Linked DNA regions of Mus musculus: region 2 is linked to region 1. The links are chromatin contacts, found by POLR2A ChIA-PET in ENCODE. All regions are on one chromosome and are shown on one strand. Each heading gives the region's core, a stretch centred on a gene start or an enhancer-like site at or near the end of the contact. The rest is flanking DNA. Distances are from core to core; before and after follow the strand shown. Region 1 holds the start of Pitpna (phosphatidylinositol transfer protein, alpha). Region 2 holds the start of Myo1c (myosin IC).

Region 1 (6,221 bases), core at 2,680-5,179:
GAGCAAGAGCACCAGGAGTGGCAGAGCTGTGACCCTCACGCTTTTCTGATGGTTGTGCCTGTGAAAGGGGGTGGGGTTTTGTGTGTGTATGTATTTGTTTTATTTATTATTCTGTGTATTTGTTTATTTTTTGGTATTTGTTGGGTTTTTGTTGTTTATTTAAGACAGATTTTTTTTTTCCTATGTAGCCCTGGTTGTCCTAGAACTCGCTGTGTAGAGCAGGCTGCCTCTTGACTCAGGGATTTGTCTGCCTCTGCCTCTCTCCTGAGTGATATAACTAAAGGTGTGTGTCACCATGCCTGGCATTTATATTTATTTATTTATTTATTTATTTATTTATTTATTTATTTATTTATTTGGTTTTTTTGAGACAGGGTTTCTCTGTATAGCCCTGGCTGTCCTGGAACTCACTGTGTAGACCAGGCTGACCTCGAACTCAGAAATCTGCCTGCCTCTGCCTCTCGAGTGCTGGGATTAAAGGCGTGCGCCACCACACCTGGCTCTTTTTTTTTTTTTAAAGATTGTTTTTATTATTTTAAAGTGATGTACACGTGTCTGTTTTTGTGTGTGGGCAAGTGCAGGAGCAGCAGGAGGCCAGAGGCATCAGACCCCCGTGAGGCTGTAGTTTCAGGTGCTAACTGCATGATAGGATGCTTCAGTCTTCTCAAAGAGTGGTGTGCACTCTTGACTGAGCTAAGCCATCTCTCCAGCCTTTTGGTTTTGGTTTTCTTTAGGTTTTGTTTTTTTTTTGGACAGGGTCTTGTGTAACCCAGGCTAGCTTCAAACTGAATGACTAGCTGTGGATGACACACTCACACTCTCTCTCTCTTTTTAAAGAATTATTTATTTACTTTATGTATATGAGTACACTTTTAGCTGTCTTCAGACATCTGAGGGCATTGCATCGGATCCCATTACAGTTGATTGTGAGCCACCACGTGGTTGCTGAGAATTGAACTCTGGAAGAGCAGTCATTGCTTTTAGTCACTGAACCATCTCTTCAGCCCTGACCTTAAACTCTTCAACTTCCTGCCTCTATCTCAGAAGTTTTGGGATTACAGGCATGAGCTATTAGGCCTGATTTATGTGGTACTGGGAGTCAAACTCGGGACTTCGCAGGTGCTGGGCAAGCATTCTACTGAGTCCCAGGCAAGCATTTTGCTAGAGGAACTACATCTCTAGCCTTGATGTTTTGTGGTTTTAGTTCCCCCAGTGTCTAGCACAGCCCTCCAATCTCATGCTTTTGCCTTAGCCCACTGACTAGCAGCAATTCCCCTCCCTAAATATCACTGTTAATGTTGCCCCGGGGGTCATTCAACCAATTCAGCTTCCAAAGTCACACTGGTCTCTTCTAAAAGCCACTTTGGTAAGTTTATATTGAGCTTCCCTCCATTCAGCAAGGGAGGGATCTTGTTTGCTTGGTCATCCCTTATGTTTTAAGTGTCTAGAAAAGCACCCAAGACAGGGCCAGGTGCTCAATCAATATTTATTGAATGAATGAATAAATGTAGTCTCCCAAACTAGCCTGCAAGTTCCCAGGAGGGCGGGATCTGGTTACTTCCTGGAGAGAGCCAGCATTTTCTAGAGAACCATCCATTGACACCATGGAGGAGAGAGAGCCCTGTGCTGGAGGGCCAAGGCCGGAGCACCAGCGGCCAGCCCACTTCTTCAAGCCTGCCTTCCTTTCAGAGTCTTTGCCTTGGATTTTTGTAGTTCTCCTTGCTCTCCTAGAGTTTGATGAATGAATGACCAATAGATAGAACACTTAGAGCAGTCCTGGTCACTGGTCACAGCTGGGTGACAGACAGTATGGCCTCCTACTCCCCAAGTCCTTTCTGAGCCACTATCTCGGGTAGTTCTCTCACATTGCACCCAGGTATCCTTCAGGTACCCCTCTCGGTGAGTACCCCTGTTTGCCAGCCACTTTGCTGTGTCTGAGTGCTATTCACTCAGGCTCCCGGGCCTGCTTTTCTTCCTCCCTTGCTCTCACCCTGTTGCCCTCTTGGCCAATTGGCCAACAAGTCCTGTTTTGCTTTGCTTTGTTTTGTTTTTCCCCTATCCTGAATGCTCCCCGGATTTCTGCCACTACCTCTTCCCTAGTCTCCCTGCCTACATTTGGCCCCATCCAGCCCTCTCTTCTTCCCTTCCTGACCCCACCATTCAGGGAGAAACCGTCTCATGCATCTCATAGCACTCCTGAAACCCCTGGATGCCCTCCCCTGGCCTGCAGCCCACACTATCATCAGCCACGGAGGAACCTATTCCTTCCTAGCTCTTCAGCCTCCAGACTCAATGTTCCCGTTACGTTACTTCTGCTAGTCCGGAGCTCCTCAGTTGTTTCATCAGCTTTACGTGAGCTGGGGTCATCTGTGAAGAGGGAACCTCAGTTGAGAAAACCTTCCCATCAGATTTGCCTTTAGGTAAGCCTGTGGGGCCTTTTTTAGATTAACGGTTGCTATGGGAGGGCTCAGTTCACCCTGGCAGGTACAGTGCCTGGCCAGGTGGTCCTGGGTTGTACAAGAAAGCAGGTTGAGCAAGCCAGTTCAGCAGCTTTCCTCCGTAGCCTCTGCTTCAGTTCCTGCCTTCGGGTTCCTGTAATGTTTTTCCTTGCTAATGGACTCTAGTCTCAAAGTCGTAATAAACCCTTTTCTCCCCAAGTTACCTTTGGTCATGGTCTTTATCACAGCAACAGAAAACCACACTAGGACAAGTCCCTGAATGCAGCCTGTTCCTGACTCCGGCCCTTACGTGTGTCCTTTCTGCTGTGCATGGTCTTCCCCAGCATCTTGTGGATCTCTGGGATGCCGTCCCTCAAGGGACTCCTCACATACACCAGGTGCTGTCCAGTGTGATCCCATCAAACACAACTTCCACCTCCCACCCGTACCCCAAAGCCTGCTGCCAAGCTACCGTTTTCTTCTCTTTCTGGGATTCTGGGATTGAACCTAGGGCCTCCTGCATACGAGGCAAGTGCTCTGACGAGCCACATCCCAACCCTCTCTTCAGCTTTTATGAGACAGCAACTTACTAAGTTTTTCAGGCAGGCTTTGAACGTTCCATCCTTCTGCCTCAGCTCCCAGACAGCTAGGAATTCCCAGACAGCTAGCCTGTACCACTAGCTCTGGCAGCCCCTTTCCTTCCAAGTGCCTGCTACCCCAGCCATCACCTGCCTCCCCTCCATTTGATTACCAGCTCCCTAGGGGCAAGATAGTGCCAGCCTTCTTCTCTCTATTCAGGATATCACAGGCTCTGGTACACAGCAGCCCCACAGCCAATGGTTAGTGGGTGGATGAGAAGACACTAAGATTTTATGTTAGAATCTCAGCTCTACCCAGCACTCAGGAGCCAGAGGCAGGTGGATCTTTGTGAGTTCGAGGCCAACCTGGTCTACAGCGCAAGTTCCAGGACAGCCAGAGCTATATAGTGAGTTCCTGTCTGAAAAAAAGAAAAAAAAAAAATCAAATCTCAGCTACATCATGAAAACACTGTGATGAGCAAATCTAACTTATGCAGCCTTCTTGCCTGTAAACGAGGGCAGTAACAGTATCTTTCTGGTGGAGATGTGGAGTCACGTATTTAGAGGAAGTATATACACACTTGTTTGGTTTTGGTTTCTTGGTGAATCCAAATTAGGCAAGTGCTTCGTGGTTGAACTAAATCTCAAACTCCCTCATTTTATTTTTGACATGCTTGGCTCTCAGTACACCCACCAGCGAAGTCCAAGCATATAGGCACAGTAGCTCCTGATGCAGAAGAGTATTCATACCAAACATGTCTCTTTACCTCTTGACTACCAAACCAGACCTGGGCCCAGATGCTGACACGGACCCGGAGCCACGGCCCATTTAAGGGTGGAGGGGTGGACCCGGGAAGGCCCCGCCCCGCGTGAGGTCAACGCGCACTGCTGCGTCTGACGCTTTGGTTGCCGCAGAGACGCCCCGCCCCCGCGTGGCGCTGCGGAACCGGAGCTCCGGGCGGCGTCGGCAGAGGCGCGGGAGGTGGTGAGGCCAGGGCAGGGCGACAGGAGCCCGCGCGGCGACCGCAGCGAGAGCAGCGGGGACAGAGCAGACCACGACGAAGGCGCACAGGCAGCGGGGCCGGGCCGGGCCACCGGGAGAGCGGCCACCGGGTAGCGGGCGGGAGGCCGGGCTGGCAGCTGGCAGCCGCCGAGCCGCGAAGCGACATGGTGCTGCTCAAGGAGTAGTGAGTGTCGGGTCGGCTGTGCGGAAGCGAGGCGGAAGGGAGGGTCGGGATGACGGCGGCGAAGGCAGATCGCCTGCCGGGGGATGGAGAACACCGGATGGGGCTGTTGGGCCGCTTAGCAGGGGCGGAGAGGACAGCGGGGGCTGGACGGGGCCTGAGGTGGGGCCGGAGGGGCCCGAAGGGGCCAGAGGGTGACAGACAGCACCTGAGGTGGGATCGAATAGGTCGGAGAGGAGGCTGAGAACCGGTGCGGGCCGGTCAGGGCCTGAGGAGGGGTCAAGGGGATAGGGAGATCCAGAGGAGACATTAGGAGGGGCATGGGGAATGGAGAGCGCTGGATGTGGTGTGGCCCTATGGTGGACGCTGTGGGATGAAGGAGCAGGCAGAACTGCCTGAAGGACCGAGGAGTTGTGTAAGGGACCAAGGAGCAGTGGGACAAGGGCAGGCAGCGCCGGTGAGTTGACTGACGCTGGGGAGGGGTTTGAGGCTGAGCTGTACCAAGGGGCAGGGAAGATCAGATAAGGTAGCTCTTGGAATGGAGTTGAGGTGGTGGGGAGGGGTGTTGAGGCGGAACCTGGGGCATGGACAGTGGCTGCCTGAGGCAGCAGAGGAAAAGGGATTGTAATAATTGGTTGCAGAAAAAAGGACTTCAGTCAAAGCCACGCTTGGGTGATGGGATGGGCAAAAGAGTATAGGGGACTGGATGACAGGGTGGGGATGGCATGGTACCCAAGTAGGTGCAGAAGAGGAGGCTTTTGCAAGAAGTTCAGCATGCCTGCTTAGGACTTGGCAACACTTGAATGAAGAGTCTAGAAAATACTGGGCAGGTTCTAAAGTGATGTGAAGGAGTGTGGGTAAGAGAGAAGGGCATTAAGTTAGCAGGGCCCAGGACCGTCCAGGAAGATGATTAAGAATGAATGTGCCTGCTAATGGAAGTGGTGGGGACCAAGACAAGGCTATCCAAGCCTACAGGATGCTGGATGGTGCTGTTTGGAGGAATTGAGGTCCCATAAATGTTTTGGGGGGTGTGGAGCTGTTGATATGGGGGATGGGCAGGGCTTGCAAGGAGATAGATGTTTGTTTGCTCCTGGCTGTCGGGGTGGAGCGGAGGGTGTATTTTGATTGACAGTATGACCTACTCCTGAGGATCATGGTTCTGAGTGGACATCCCAGGGCTTTCTGCTCTCCTCCAGGAGAAATTGGATGTGTGCATAGCCTTTATGGTGTCGATAAGCTTTCCTAGAGGGATGGGCAAGTGGGGCAGCATTGGGCCCTAAGCTACCCAAGTTCAGAAATGGGATATGTCCAAGTAGAGAGAAACTTGGGAAACTCTTATGGCCAAGTGTGCAGAGGGCACTTTGTCTCTCCCCCCCAGGGTTTTCTCCTTGGAGGTGATGAGATGTTGAAGACACAGTGTAGTTTGAATGGCACACAGAAGAGAGCCCGGTGTCATCCTACCTTGACTCTCGAGAACATTTGGAGGCCCCAGTCTTGAGAGCAGCTAATCCAGCCAGAGCCCAGAGCTTCCTGTGGTGAAGAGCAAGAACGCTTGGGTGCCAGTGTTCTCCAAGGAGAACATGGTGCGCTCTGCATTTTAACCCATAGTCTCCAAACGAACGAACGAGTTCTTCTCACTTTTCAGATTAAAAAAAATCTCACTTGAATCCTACAGTCTGTAGAAATGTGTAGTTTTGTAAAGGTCAAACTGGGGAAAGAAAGGCCTTTTGAGGAGACAAGTGAGCCTGGGAGGCAGGTGCTCCTTTCTCATTCTTTGTTCTCCTCACTTGAAGCCTGTCAGGGAAAGGACCAAGGGTGCTGGCAATACGGAACCTGCCGGGCATCTGTGTTTCTGTGTGACGGACAGGGTTCCCTGTGTGTGCATCCCTGGGCAGGAGGGGGCATCCAGATACTTGGCTGTGGGTTGCAGCACTGCAGCCCTGAGACGGACACACGTGAAGGTCATGTCATGGTGAGCATGGCACCAGTCTTGGCCCAGCTGGGCCTCTGCCCTATCCTTT
Region 2 (6,221 bases), core at 1,651-4,150, 68 kb after region 1:
CCAGAGTGAGCATCCCCTCCCAAGTCACTCCCCCCGAAGCCTCTAAAAGTCCCTAATGGGGTAGTCGGGGCCCAGACCTAAAATGGATTTGATAATCTAAATTAAGCGAGGCATGATAGGGTACTTTTTGTAATCTCAGCACTAGGGAGGCTGAGGCAAGAGGCTGCTGAGTTCCAGGTCAGCCCGAGTTCCACAGTGAGACAAGAGTCTGCCCTGTGCCCAGCGCTGACCTGCCTGGCAGGCAGTACTGTGCTTTCCCTGTTAGCCTCAGTGAAAGTCGCCCCAGAGCAGTTCCTCCAGCCTTTCCACCAGAGGTCAGGCTCCAAAACACTGGGTAAGGGCCACTGGATGAACCAGTTCTGCTGTCAGCCCCGCTCCCCATAGTCCCAGTACACATCCGGGTAGGAAGAGCCCCAGCGGTGCTTTTAGGGATTAAGTCTTGGGTCACTCACTGGCTTAAGGTGTACTCTAGCCTGAAGCCAACCTTAAGCCCAGGGCCATGCTGTGGGGTCCTCGAGTGTTCCCCAGTTGCCACCCCTAAACATCAGTGGTCACACTACACAGGTTTCTGTCCTAGGTCACTGAGGAAAACTGTGCAGTCCTGTTAACTGTTGGGAGGGATCAGAGCAGCACTACCTTAGTTGTTTCAAAGCGGTCCTGGGTTTCAGTTCCATTCCTCGTACAAGTCTAGAAATCTTGAACGAACAAGGCTTCTCACCTACCTACTCTCAGTTCCCCCTTCTAAAATAGGATAACAACATAACTCATGGTGGTACGTCCGGCACTGACGGGAGTGACATAAGCTAAGAACACAGGAAGCGCCTGGCATGGCGGTGTCCCTCACACCCTTGGTTCCTCACTTCACTTCCCCTCTCTGGACTCACGCTCCTGTCCAGAGAGGTGGAGCAGGCTAGAAGTAGATGCCGGGACTGTGGCTGGCCTCAGGCCCGGAGGGCGGCGGCTACACGCCCTCCTTCCGATGCGGGGCGGTGGCTGCGGGGGCGCCAGCGGGCATCCTAGGAATGCGGCTGCGCCGCTCGGGATGGGTGAAGTCCGTCGGACCCCTCCACGCGCGGATTCCCCTCATTCCAGCCGCTTGACGCGGCGGGGCGGGACGGGGCGGGGCAGGGCGGGCACTGCGGCCTCGAAGCCCCTCCCCTTTCAGTGCGCTCCTCCCACCAAGACTCCTCTGGCTGGAGAGGGAGCTCAATGAGGCCGCGGTAGGGGGAGGGGAGCGAGCCCATGCTAGTGCTGGGGACTCCAAGCTCTCCCACCTCAGGTCTTCTAATGCTCTGGGGTGGACTGAAGGTCGTATCCTCTCTATGCTTTTAAACCTGGGGGCATCGTAAAGGGCGCTCCCCTTTGCCCTGTCTTTCACCCATCTTCCACCTGCAGCACCCATTCCCCTGGCCCGCTCCAAAGGGCTTCGTTCCCCAGCTGGCGCCGCACACCACCCCCACCCCCGGGTTGTGGCTCGAGCTGTTGTTCACGAAGTAATGAACCATCCTTCCCCTTGAGGCCGCAAGGCAGCACCTGTCGCAGACTCACCTCCTCCCCAGGGAGTCCCCGTCCAAGGGGTGGGGCGCTTTGGTGCTTTGGGTTCTTACTCCCCCTATCCTCCCTAGACCAAGTGTATACCCTCGGTATATGCTTCAGGTTCCTTACAAAGGGCGAGGAATAGATAAGGCACTTGAGAACCCTTTGCAAATGGTAGATATAGGGGCGGACGCTTTCTTCACTAGACAAGAAGATTGGACTCTCCCCCAAGTCCCTCAGTGCGTGTAGAATGAAAGAGGAAGAGGGTAGTAGTGGTGTTGATGGCTTGGTCAGTGCTTCATTTCAGGCAACCCAACAATTCTGGCAAGTATCAGCCAATCGGCCTCTTAAGGCACTTACTCATGATCATCATCCTGCTAGTAAGCAAAGGCCAGGCTGGTTTTGTTGTTGTTGTTTTGTTTTACCGTAGACATCCATATGCCACAAGAGGTGGCAACTGACCCAAAGTCCACTCCACTCCTCTCACACACTCTTCTCGGGCCTAAAAAGGGCTGATGTCGTCAGAGAACCAGCGAGGGTGCTGGACAGACAAGGAAGACAGCTGATGGCCTGTGTTCAGGGAAGAGCGGAGATCCAGAGGGAAGAGAAAGAAGGGAAGAGAGGAGAGGAGCCCATGGGGCAGGGCACTGAGTCCGGAGGATATTCAGGCTGGAACATAAGGTTATTGGCTGCACACGTAGGAAAGTCAGAAGGGTGCTGCCTACTCGGCAAACAGGCTTCTTTAGGGGTCATGCTGGGTCAAAAAGGGCACCCTGCTCTGACCCTAGGATTTGTTTCTTAGCTAGGGAAGAGATCTTTCAAGAGATGTTTCTCTTCTGGCTCTCTTGGCACAAGTTTGTAATCTTAGTACTCAGGAGGCTGAGGCAGGAGGCATCTTGAGTTCCAGGCCAGATTGGGCTCCGTAAAGAGACCCTGTCTCAAACAATTTCTTTTCTAAGGATTTAAAGAATGGAGCCAGTCCTTTGGGAGTGTGTATGGGGGTGGACAGTGTCCCGTACAGAGGCTCCGCCTGTCCCGGGGCGCCGGCCGTATTTGGACATTTCGTTCTATTTTTAACTTTCCCGGGACTCGAGGTTGGGGGTGGGGAGAGAAATCCTGCTTCCCCGGTGACCCACGGGCTTCAGCCCTCGTCTCGCGCGGGGTGTCCAGCCCCGTGCTGTAGACACGAGCCCGGAAGTGAGTTCCGGAGCTGTGTAGACGCGGCGGCCGCGCGGGTTCCGGGCCCCACCCTGGAACTAACGACGTTCCTCCTGGAAAACCTGACTCAGGCGGAGCCCGCGGCACGCAGGAGGCCCCGCCCCTCGCGCGCCCCCTCTTAGGTCCCGAACCCCCTCCCACCCAGCCCGGCCAGGCCGGCTGCAGTGGGTCCTAGGGTCGGGACTCCGAGCCCCCTGAGCCAAGGGGCCTGCAAGGGGCGGTGCAGGGGGCGGGCTGGCCCCTCCCTCGGTTACGCCGCGGCCGAGTACAGACCAAGAGGCGCGGGCAGCGGAGCGGGGCGCCGGGTCCGGCAGGATGCGCTACCGGGCATCGGTGAGCATGGGCGCGGGCAGGTTTGGGGTCCAGGGTATCTCTCGGTGGCCCGCGGCGCTCCAGGGCCGGCCTTGAAGCGGGCGCGGCCCAGGAATTTCGGTGGAAGATGTCCCTGAAAGTTGCTAGAACAGGAGGCCGAGGCGGAGAGGGCTGCAGAACGCTCGAACCCAGGACCATGTGGTCGCCCCTGGTGATGGCTAAGACCCCTCCCACTTGAGGACCAGGGGGCGTTGGCTGCGGTGGTGTTTGGCAGCAGCTTCGGGCTGGGTGGGTCAGGGGTGGGCAGGTCTGAGGGAGACAGGCCCTGGACTTGAGGGGTGACGGAGAAGCAGAGAACTGAGCAACTAGGGCTAGAAACCAGGGTCAGGGGAGACTTGGTGACCTCCCTGGAATTTACAGCGGCTCCCAGTACCTTCCTCTTCCTTGACACCCCCCTACCCCAGCATTTTCTAGATCTGCAGGCCCTCTTTGAAAGGAAAGCTCTGCTTAAGACGCGGCTTGAGGGTCTAGCTAAGCCTGTACCTGCCCCACCCTTGGGTGGCAGCTGGGTTTCCCCTGGGAGAACCCTCCACCTCCTGAGGCTTCTCAACGGTGGAGGAGCTGCGGGAGGAGGGGGGGCGGGGGGGGAAGCCTAGCAGCTGGAGAGGAGGGAGTGGCTCCAGTTGAGGGAGGGCAGGCCACCCGCTTCTGGGGTGGGCATCAAGTCCAGCTGAGGTGGTGGCCCATGGGGAAACCCTCTCCTAGGACGTGAGCTCTGGCTTGATCCCTAAACAACTTCTACTTCTGGGAATTTGGGGTGGATGGGAGTTGGAGAGATGGCCCCTCCCTGTCTGCAGAATTCCCTCTGAACCGTTTGTCCTCCAAAGCACCTGTAACACGTAGCTGGGATTTGAGGTCACCTGAACTAACCCACTCCTGTTCTCTGAAGAGGAAGCAGTCCTGAGAAAGGAGGAGGTTTGTCCAAGGTCAACACCAGCATTCTTTCTGCCGTTCCTAGGAGCTCCTTGTCATGTCCCACCTTCCTCAACTCAAAATGCCGCTGCCCTGGATTCCATGCAGTCGTTCAGTGTCTGCTGGGCCCTTTGTGCTCCTATGGGCTGTGTGCATGGTCCATATGTCCCATAGGGTCTCTTATCTGCATTCCAGCATCCTGCAACCCAGCCATATGTCCGGAACATGTTCTGTAGCCTGTGTCCAAAGTGTCCCTGCCTTCTACATCCTGCAGGCAGGGTAGGAAACGAGACTTTAACCTGCAGACTCTGACAGCGTCTTGTGGCTGGTTCCTCACAGGCCCTGGGCAGTGACGGGGTTCGAGTGACCATGGAGAGCGCCTTGACTGCCCGAGACCGGGTAGGGGTGCAGGACTTTGTCCTGCTGGAGAATTTCACCAGTGAGGCTGCCTTCATTGAGAACCTCCGGCGGCGGTTCCGGGAGAACCTCATTTATGTGAGTGCCATGAGCACGGCTGGGCCCAAGGACCTAGGGGAAGGTGGCAGCAGGAACCTTCAGGAAAAGCCTCTGACCCTTCTCCCCCACCCCCCCAACCCCCAGACCTACATCGGTCCTGTCCTAGTCTCTGTCAATCCCTACCGAGACCTACAGATCTACAGCCGGCAGCATATGGAACGCTACCGTGGTGTCAGTTTCTATGAAGTACCACCTCATTTGTAAGTGATTCCCTTGCCTTTCCAGGAGTGACCTACCCTGTCCTCTTGCAAGATGACCCCATCCAAACCCCACTTTGAAATGATTCCCTGACCCCTGGGTGACTCACTGGTCACTACTGAGAGGAATCCCATGGTTGTTCACCTATGGTCACCTCAGTTCTCATTAGTTGAACTCTGAGTTCTGTCCACCAACCAGGACCCTCAGCTCCTGAGCTCAGTTCCCATCCTGAAGTATTCCTTTAACTATCTTAACATGGCCCACCTGTGAGGACTCCCAGCCTCATTCAAGTACCCAGCTTCCCCATGGCTGGCACCTCACTTGGAGTGATCCTCAGCTGGGCAGGTGTACCCTGTGAGGGCTTCCCACCTGTCCACCCCCTTCTCCATCTTCCAGGTTATAACCCCCATATTTTACAAGAGTGGTTCCCGTCAGGTATAGGTGGGGTACCACTCTGGGAACTCCCTGACAAATCTCTGCCCCAGGTTTGCAGTGGCTGACACTGTATACCGGGCACTTCGTACTGAGCGTCGGGACCAGGCAGTGATGATTTCTGGAGAGAGTGGGGCAGGCAAGACAGAGGCCACCAAGAGACTGCTCCAGTTCTATGCAGAGACCTGCCCAGCCCCTGAACGGGGTGGCGCAGTGCGAGACCGCCTGTTGCAGAGCAACCCCGTGTTAGAGGTGAGGAGACTGCAGCATCTGAGGAGAGGGGTAGACAAGACAATGCCAGGCTTCCCTCACATTCCTGTCCCCGACTCCCCACCTTCAGGCCTTTGGGAATGCCAAGACTCTCCGCAACGATAACTCCAGCCGGTTTGGAAAGTACATGGATGTGCAGTTTGACTTCAAGGTACCTGTGGGTATAATAAGGAAGGGGTGGGTTAGCCATTCAGTGATTCAATATTTGTTGAGTGCCTACTACGTGCCAGGCACTCTTCCAGGTGCTGCTCTGGGAGCAGTGAAATCTAACAAATCTTGCCTCCTGGAGTGATAGGTGAATTATTACAGAAACATAATAATTAAGGCCTTAGCAGAAAATAAAACGAGGTAACAACTTCCTTTTTAATTAGATAGTCTCGATTTGCAGTCCAGATTGCCCTTAAATTCCTGGCTGTTCTGCCTCTTCTTCCTGAGTAACTGGGTTTACGGGAGCATACCACCACAGCTGTGTCTGCGAAGCGACTAGGGAGAAGGCCTCACTCAGAGATGGCATTGCTGTAATGACTTGGCAGACTGGGAAGCAGGTGTCCCAGATGCCTGGGGGAAGAAGGCCAGGTAAACGTGAGGACCAAGGCCTTGCAGAGGTAGAGCCCTTGGTGTGTGTAAAGGCTACAGCAAAGCCGGAAGTAGGAGGAGAAAGCAAGGTGCCAGGAAAACAGAGTGAGAAGCCAGATACACTGAGGGCCTTTTAGGTCTGCGCAAAGGTTTTTTTTTTTTCTTTTTGCCTTGGTGTGGGAATTAAACTA

The links. ChIA-PET counts read pairs that join two places held with the same protein, here RNA polymerase II (POLR2A).
Region 2: POLR2A ChIA-PET joins it to region 1 with 11 read pairs in embryonic stem cell. The contact joins the promoter of Myo1c here to the promoter of Pitpna in region 1. POLR2A ChIA-PET finds 5 or more read pairs at or near these places in 2 of 5 experiments (Patski and embryonic stem cell).

Annotation. Positions count from the first base shown.
Region 1 is chr11:75,584,150-75,590,370 of GRCm38, forward strand. Pitpna (phosphatidylinositol transfer protein, alpha) reads left to right here and starts at 3,930. Exons shown (of 12, transcript NM_008850.2): 1 at 3,930-4,203. The coding sequence starts at 4,184. It overlaps 4931413K12Rik (RIKEN cDNA 4931413K12 gene), which reads right to left. Exons shown (of 2, transcript NR_166698.1): 2 at 5,875-6,221.
Region 2 is chr11:75,653,115-75,659,335 of GRCm38, forward strand. It overlaps Myo1c (myosin IC), which reads left to right and starts at 2,901. Exons shown (of 32, transcript NM_001080775.1): 1 at 2,901-3,087; 2 at 4,378-4,533; 3 at 4,639-4,754; 4 at 5,238-5,436; 5 at 5,525-5,605. The coding sequence starts at 3,070.